Regions from separate parts of the Homo sapiens genome. Here region 1 is linked to region 2. A link is a contact called in ENCODE Hi-C or POLR2A ChIA-PET data. All regions are on one chromosome and are shown on one strand. The core of a region is the stretch at or near the end of the contact, and the rest is flanking DNA. Distances in the headings are between cores, read along the strand shown.

Region 1 (2,991 bases), core at 353-2,852, 150 kb after region 2:
CAAATGTGACTATACATATTATTTTGAATAGTATTGCAATCCACCAGCACAGTCAGAATGTCCTGACAGTTCTGTGCAAGGCCACATGCATGCGACTCAAGTCATGCTTTGAATCTCCAGGCACCTGCTGGCAAGGAGGGTTGCTCTGGTGTTCCGGGGATCAGTAACATGAGACTCCATCCACACACTGTGGAATCAAGGTTCAAGCTCATTGGGCCACTATAGGAAAAACAAAATGGGAGAAAATTTTTCACTCACTTATTTTATTTTGTTTTATTCTTTTCTTTTCTTTTTTTTTTTATTTTGAGACAGAGCCTTGCTCTGTTGCCCAGGCTGGAGTGCAGTGGTGCGATCTCACCACAGTGCAACCTCTACCTCCCAGGTTCAAACGATTCTCCTGTCTCAGTATCCCAAGTATCTAGGAACACGGGTGCCCACCGCACCCGGCTAATTTTTGTGTTTTTCATAGAACAGGGTTTTGCCATGTTGACCAGGCTGGTCTTGAACTCTTGACCAGGCTGGTCTTGAACTCTTGACCATAGGTGATCTGCCCACGTCAGCCTCCCAAAGTACTGGGGCTACAGGCGTGAGCCATTGCACCCAGCCTTCACTCATTTATTGAATATATTTTAGTACTTACTCTGTGCTAAGCACTGTGATGAGCAAATACTTTTTATTTTTAAATTTTTTTAGAGACAGAGTCTTGCTCTGTCCCCCAGGCTGGATTGCAGGAGTGCAGTCATAGCTCCCTTCAGCCTTAAACTCCTGGACTGAACTGATCCTCCCACCTCAGCCTCCCAAGTAGCTGAGACTCTAGGCACACACTACCATGCTTGGCTAATTCTTTTATTTCTATTTTTCTTTTTTTTTTTTTTTTTTGTAGAGATGAAGTCTTGCTATGTTGCCTAGGCTCACCCTGAATTTTGGGTCTCAAGCTATCTTCCTGCCTCAACCCCCAGAAGTGCTGGGAATGCAGGTGTGAGCTCCCATACCTGGCCCAAATCAATAGTTTTAAAAGTATAAGTAATAAAGGAACAGTAGCTATGCTCGTGCACAGGAACATGAAAGGTCATTAATTTCTTCCCCCTAGTTTCTTATTTCGAAAACTGTTCTCTATGTTTCTACATTTCACACTGTCTAGTTAATTTTCAGGATTTTTTGGAGCCATTACAGGAGGTGAGTAAAGGAAGAAATCAGAAAAGGACATACTAGAAGTATCAGGAATAACCATTTTTAGTTGAATACATGGACTCCAGAAGAAGATACAAGCTTGACAGTGCTCATGAAAAGATATCTAATTTTCTTAAGTCTTTGACTCTGGAAAGCCCTTTGAGCTACCCATTATATAACAAGATTCGGCAGGTTTTTTCTTTCTCCCTTCATTGACATCTTCCGGGGAAAATGCTGCATGATATGATTTTCAAGGCTAACTTGCCTTTTCCTGTTAAGCAGTGTCCCTTGTGACAAATTCACCTCCTATGCCTCCCTGAACTAGGGAGGCTCCTTCAAAATTCCTAACAGGCAGCCCTGTGGAGAGATGGGAGGGAAGGGATGGGAGGGAGGAAGGGCGGGAGGAAGGGAGGGAGAGAGAGGTAGAGTGTGTCTGTATGCGGCGTACATGTGGTACAGCCAGGGAGATCAGAACGCTCACAGAACAGGCAGTGCAATTCCATGTTCCTCTTAAGTATGTTAGCCCTACCGGGAGCTGAGCTGGCCAGTCTACTTGGAGAGGAAAAGTAGATCTGGGGAAGGTGGAAGGGTCAGTTCCTAAGTGACTTCCTCCTCGGGGATGGTAAGGGCATTTGCTGATCTCCAGTGACTGCCTGGTGCCTCATGGTCAGACTCGGCTGTCTCACTCCCAGATATCTGATTTTGCAAAAAGGGACACACCTATCTGCAGCAAAGAAGACACTGACCAGATTGCGAGCGGTATGTTGTGACATTCAGCATGTTTATGCAGCAGAATTGCTGAGAGATGCAGAGAGAGGGGGTGGCTCGGGCTGCTTGATTTATCTGCAATAGGGAATGTTTTATTTTAATTGTCAGTTAAAGGAAGAATTGCTGCCAGGGCGAAGGTAGCAGTTAAACATTCCGTGTTCTAAGCTTTCACGTTTGTGTTTGATGCGGTCTCCCTGTCTGTGCCGCTTTGCGAAGCTAGGGAGGGCTCACTTTTAAATAACCTGCAGCTTCCTATTTTCCTTCTTCTTTTTTTTTTTTTCCTCCCTAAGCACAGTTCCCACCCTGTCTTCCCTGACCTCCTCCCCACCCTGTGTGAAAGGTGGCCTATCTTCCCCTTGAGCCTTTTGCTCCCTAAGTCTGGATTTTGGCTGCTTTTTCTGCAGGTGCTTTTGGATGCTCTGTAGCCACCCGGGGCCCAGGAGGACTGACTCGGCAGCAGGATTCGTGCATGGGAATCGGAGACCATGGCAGTGCAGCTGGTGCCCGACTCAGCTCTCGGCCTGCTGATGGTGAGTGTTCAGACAGGAGGTGGGGCCCGGGCAGCGTCCACTCCAGCCTCCCCTGCACCGTGGGCTGCTGCTGCCGCTGCAGTGGCTGCAGACATGTTCAACATTGCTCCGCTTTATCCCGCAGGCTCTTTGGAAATGCTTTCTTGGGTCAGAGTATCAGCATGACAAAGCACTTGCAGGGAAAAGAAGCTGTAGATTTGCCATTTCAGAAACTTGTTGCTGAATGCTATTTTGAGAGCTGTGCTTGCAAACAGGTGCTAAGAGCCCCTCGAAATAGATTGCTAGGATGCCTCCTCCAGCTCCCAGCATCCTTTCCCCCTTGTCTTTTGCATCTAAATTGAGCTGATTGTGTTTGTTTTTGGATATCTTCTCAGGGCAACTGTGGAATCTGTTGCCCATGGGGTGACAGAATGGGGTCTTCTTTCTAGGCGCCCATATATCTGCTCATACTTTCCTGTAGAGGTGGTGGAGGAGGTTCACTGTGGCTTCAGTGATGCTTGGGCTACTGAGTTGGGAGCAGCTT
Region 2 (2,922 bases), core at 150-2,649:
TGGGTCACTGCAACCTCTGCCCCTGGGTTGAAGTGATTCTCCTGCCTCAGCCTCCTGAGTAGCTGGGACTACAGGTATGCGCCATCACACCCAGCTAATTTTTTTTTTGTTTGTATTTTTAGTAGAGACAGGTTTTCATCATGTTGGCCAGGCTGGTCTTGAACTCCTTACCTCAAGTGATCTGCCCACCTCGACCTCCGAAAGTGCTGGGATTACAGGCATGAGCCGCCACACCTGGCCAAGATCTGATGGTTTTTTATAAGTGTCTGTTGTTTCTCTGCTTGCACTTCTCTCTCCTGCCTCCATGTAAAGAAGGTGCTTGCTTCTCCTTCACCTTCTGCCATGACTGTAGGATTCCTGAGGCCTCCTCAGCCAGGTGGAACTGAGAGTCAATTAAACCTCTTTCCTTTATAAATTATCCACTCTTGGATAGTATCTTTATAGCAGTGTGAAAACAGACTAATACAGCACCTATTCCAGGGTTGAAGATTTAATAGGCTCCCCACCTCTTTTTTTTTCTTTTCTTTCTTTCTTTTTTTTTTTTTTTTTGAGATGGGGCCTGTCTTTCACCCAGAGCAGAGTGGAGTGCAGTGGTGTGATCACAGCTCATTCCAGCCTCGAAATCTCCTCCTCAAGTGATCGTCCTGACTCAGCCTCCTGAGTAGCTGGGACTACAGGCACACGCTACCACACGCTTAACACATATTTTTTGGTTACTTAAGACTTTCCTTAATCTTGTTACAGCCTATATGTTGCCATTCCTATATTTCTTAAAGTTTTCTCAAAAGTGAAAGAAAACTTCTCCTTTTAGGCATTTAAATAGAGGTTTTTCTCAGAGGAACAGTGTTGTAAAAATCACAGATAAATAGAAAATGACCAGAGCAGATCGTGCTGCTGGATGACAGAAAAGTATCTCAACACTAGAGGTCCCTCTCTCCATAGCATCCAGTGGACCTGCCTGGGGATGGCTGCCAGCTTTGGTGGCTTCTGACTTGGAACAAAAAGTGAGGAGTGGAGGAAATTTGAACTAGCGGATTCTTTGTGGCTTTGCAAATTAAATCTCATACCTCAAGCCTGCCCTGCTGAGGCTCTGGCACAGACACACAAAAAGTACTATTTTCTTCTCCTGAATCCTAGTTCCAGTTTAATTTTATTCTATTTCGATCTGGTTCTTGAATTAGCCATGTGATTTTATTCAAATCTTTTTCTCTTATTCCCATCTGGGAAGCAATCTGGGTTGGGTTACTGGCTTTACTCTGCAATATCTGCAGAATATGAGCAAGTTATGGAGTCCCCCTGTCCCTCCGAGGGTCATGAGGGATATGGGAATACAAACTCGAGGGTTACTCAAGTTGCTGTGGCTCAGCTGTGACTTATCCGGGTCCGGCTTCACCCCTCCAGGGACAGGGCTCCTCCCAGCCATGAAGCACCTTTCATTATTCACACGCAACTAGCCAGTAAAAGAGACGAGAGACTCGGTGGGGTGTGCTATGTTTTCCACCAAGGGTCAATAACTGGCAAGAAAAGAAATCAGTCCAGGGACACAGGAAAAGAGTAAAGTTTGCTTTTGAAATGAGACACAGAACATTTCACTTGTGTTAGACAGTAAAGAATAGAAGGATGAAATGAGAACATAAAGTTTCAGTCTGTTGTCTTGCGGGTGATGGAGTAGGGAAGAAGGGGAGAGAAATGGGGCGGGTTCTCCCATGGCCTCCTTGTGGCTAAAGGCTTCATCGTTCGTGAACTCCTAGAAGAGGCATGGCAGAGCTCAGAACATGGCCTGTCTCTCCACCGTCCGCATCACAGGGGCCTCCATCCCCTCCCTTCCCCTGCACACACCTGCCCCTGGTTACTCTTCATCCGTGGTGCACTTAGATAGCTCGGGCCACTCTGCAGACCACAGAATGGAGATGAGGGCAGTGGCAGCCCTGGGGGGATTCACCAGACAATTTAATCAGAGCATTCCAGGGGCTAGAAGCAGAGGCATGAGCTTGGAGATTGGGGTATTCCCTTGGCCTTGGGAACGCCTCTCTCCATGAGGACTGTCATGGGGGGAGAAGGAACAGTTAAGGGCTGAGGGTAGGGCCCTGTCTGCCCAGGTTTAAGAGTGGTACGGGGTGTTCCCAAAGTCTCCATTCTCCCTTTGTTTGTCTTCCAGTTTCCTGTCTGGAGCTCCTTGGGTTAGAGCCTTCTCAAATTCAGGACGAGGATATCCCCTGACTAACCCAACCAAAGTTTCTTTTCTCATATCCAATGGCTACGTCCTTTAGGATTTTTGCCAAATCCTGTGGCTTTGCACTCGGCATAAACTGTGTGTAGCAAAGAAAATGTGAGGACCAGATGCTTGGTCAACAAATGCTGTCTTCTTTTTTTGTTTTTCTTTTTCTTTTTTTCTGAGAAGGCATCTCACTCTGTCGCCCAGGCCAAGCAGTCCTCCCATCTCAGCCTCCCAAGTAGCTGGCACATGCCCCATGCCACACCCAGCTGATTTTTAAATTTTTTGTAGAGATGGGGCCTCACTATGTTTCCCAGGCTGGTCTTGAACTCCTTAGCTCAAGTGATGCTCCCACCTTAGCCTCCAAAAGTGCTGGGATTATAAGCATGAGCCACTGCACCTGGCCCTGTCTTCTCATAGCGAGTTTGAACCTAGTTTGGAAGTGGCTTACAACTGTACAAGTTATCAGTGCAATTCAACATTCCTTACAGGTGCCTCAGCTCATTCCAAAGTGGATTACACAGAGAAAGAGATGACATCACACACATTTTAGGACCCTCACTGAGAGCTTTTGAATGGGTTTTACAGTCATGAGGCTGAATGATGACGGCCACATTTCCTCCTTGCTAGGAGTGTGGAGAGCCCAAAGGAAAAAGGGGTTTGGGGTGCTGTCCCAGACACATCTTCGTGTTGGGAATGGTGCCACA

What was found. A loop is a pair of places that touch in the nucleus more often than their neighbours do. ChIA-PET counts read pairs that join two places held with the same protein, here RNA polymerase II (POLR2A). Pooled maps may share reads with other maps.
Region 1: a map of aorta shows a loop between it and region 2 (2.3-fold over the local background). The contact joins the promoter of FRMD4A here to the enhancer-like site in region 2. A Hi-C loop is called at or near these places in 1 of 168 maps with a recorded cell type or tissue (aorta) and 4 of 50 pooled maps. POLR2A ChIA-PET finds 5 or more read pairs at or near these places in 3 of 52 experiments (H1, OCI-LY7 and naive thymus-derived CD4-positive, alpha-beta T cell).

What each region holds. Positions count from the first base shown.
Region 1 is chr10:14,329,535-14,332,525 of GRCh38, reverse strand. FRMD4A (FERM domain containing 4A) reads left to right here and starts at 1,602. Exons shown (of 25, transcript NM_018027.5): 1 at 1,602-1,929; 2 at 2,343-2,468. The coding sequence starts at 2,424.
Region 2 is chr10:14,476,853-14,479,774 of GRCh38, reverse strand. No RefSeq gene overlaps it. Among named protein-coding and RNA genes, the nearest start is that of MIR1265, 42 kb to the right of the region's middle. Within about 2 kb of position 1,399, at least 2 of the 41 ENCODE cell types and tissues checked have a DNase peak (open chromatin) inside an H3K27ac peak, as active enhancers do.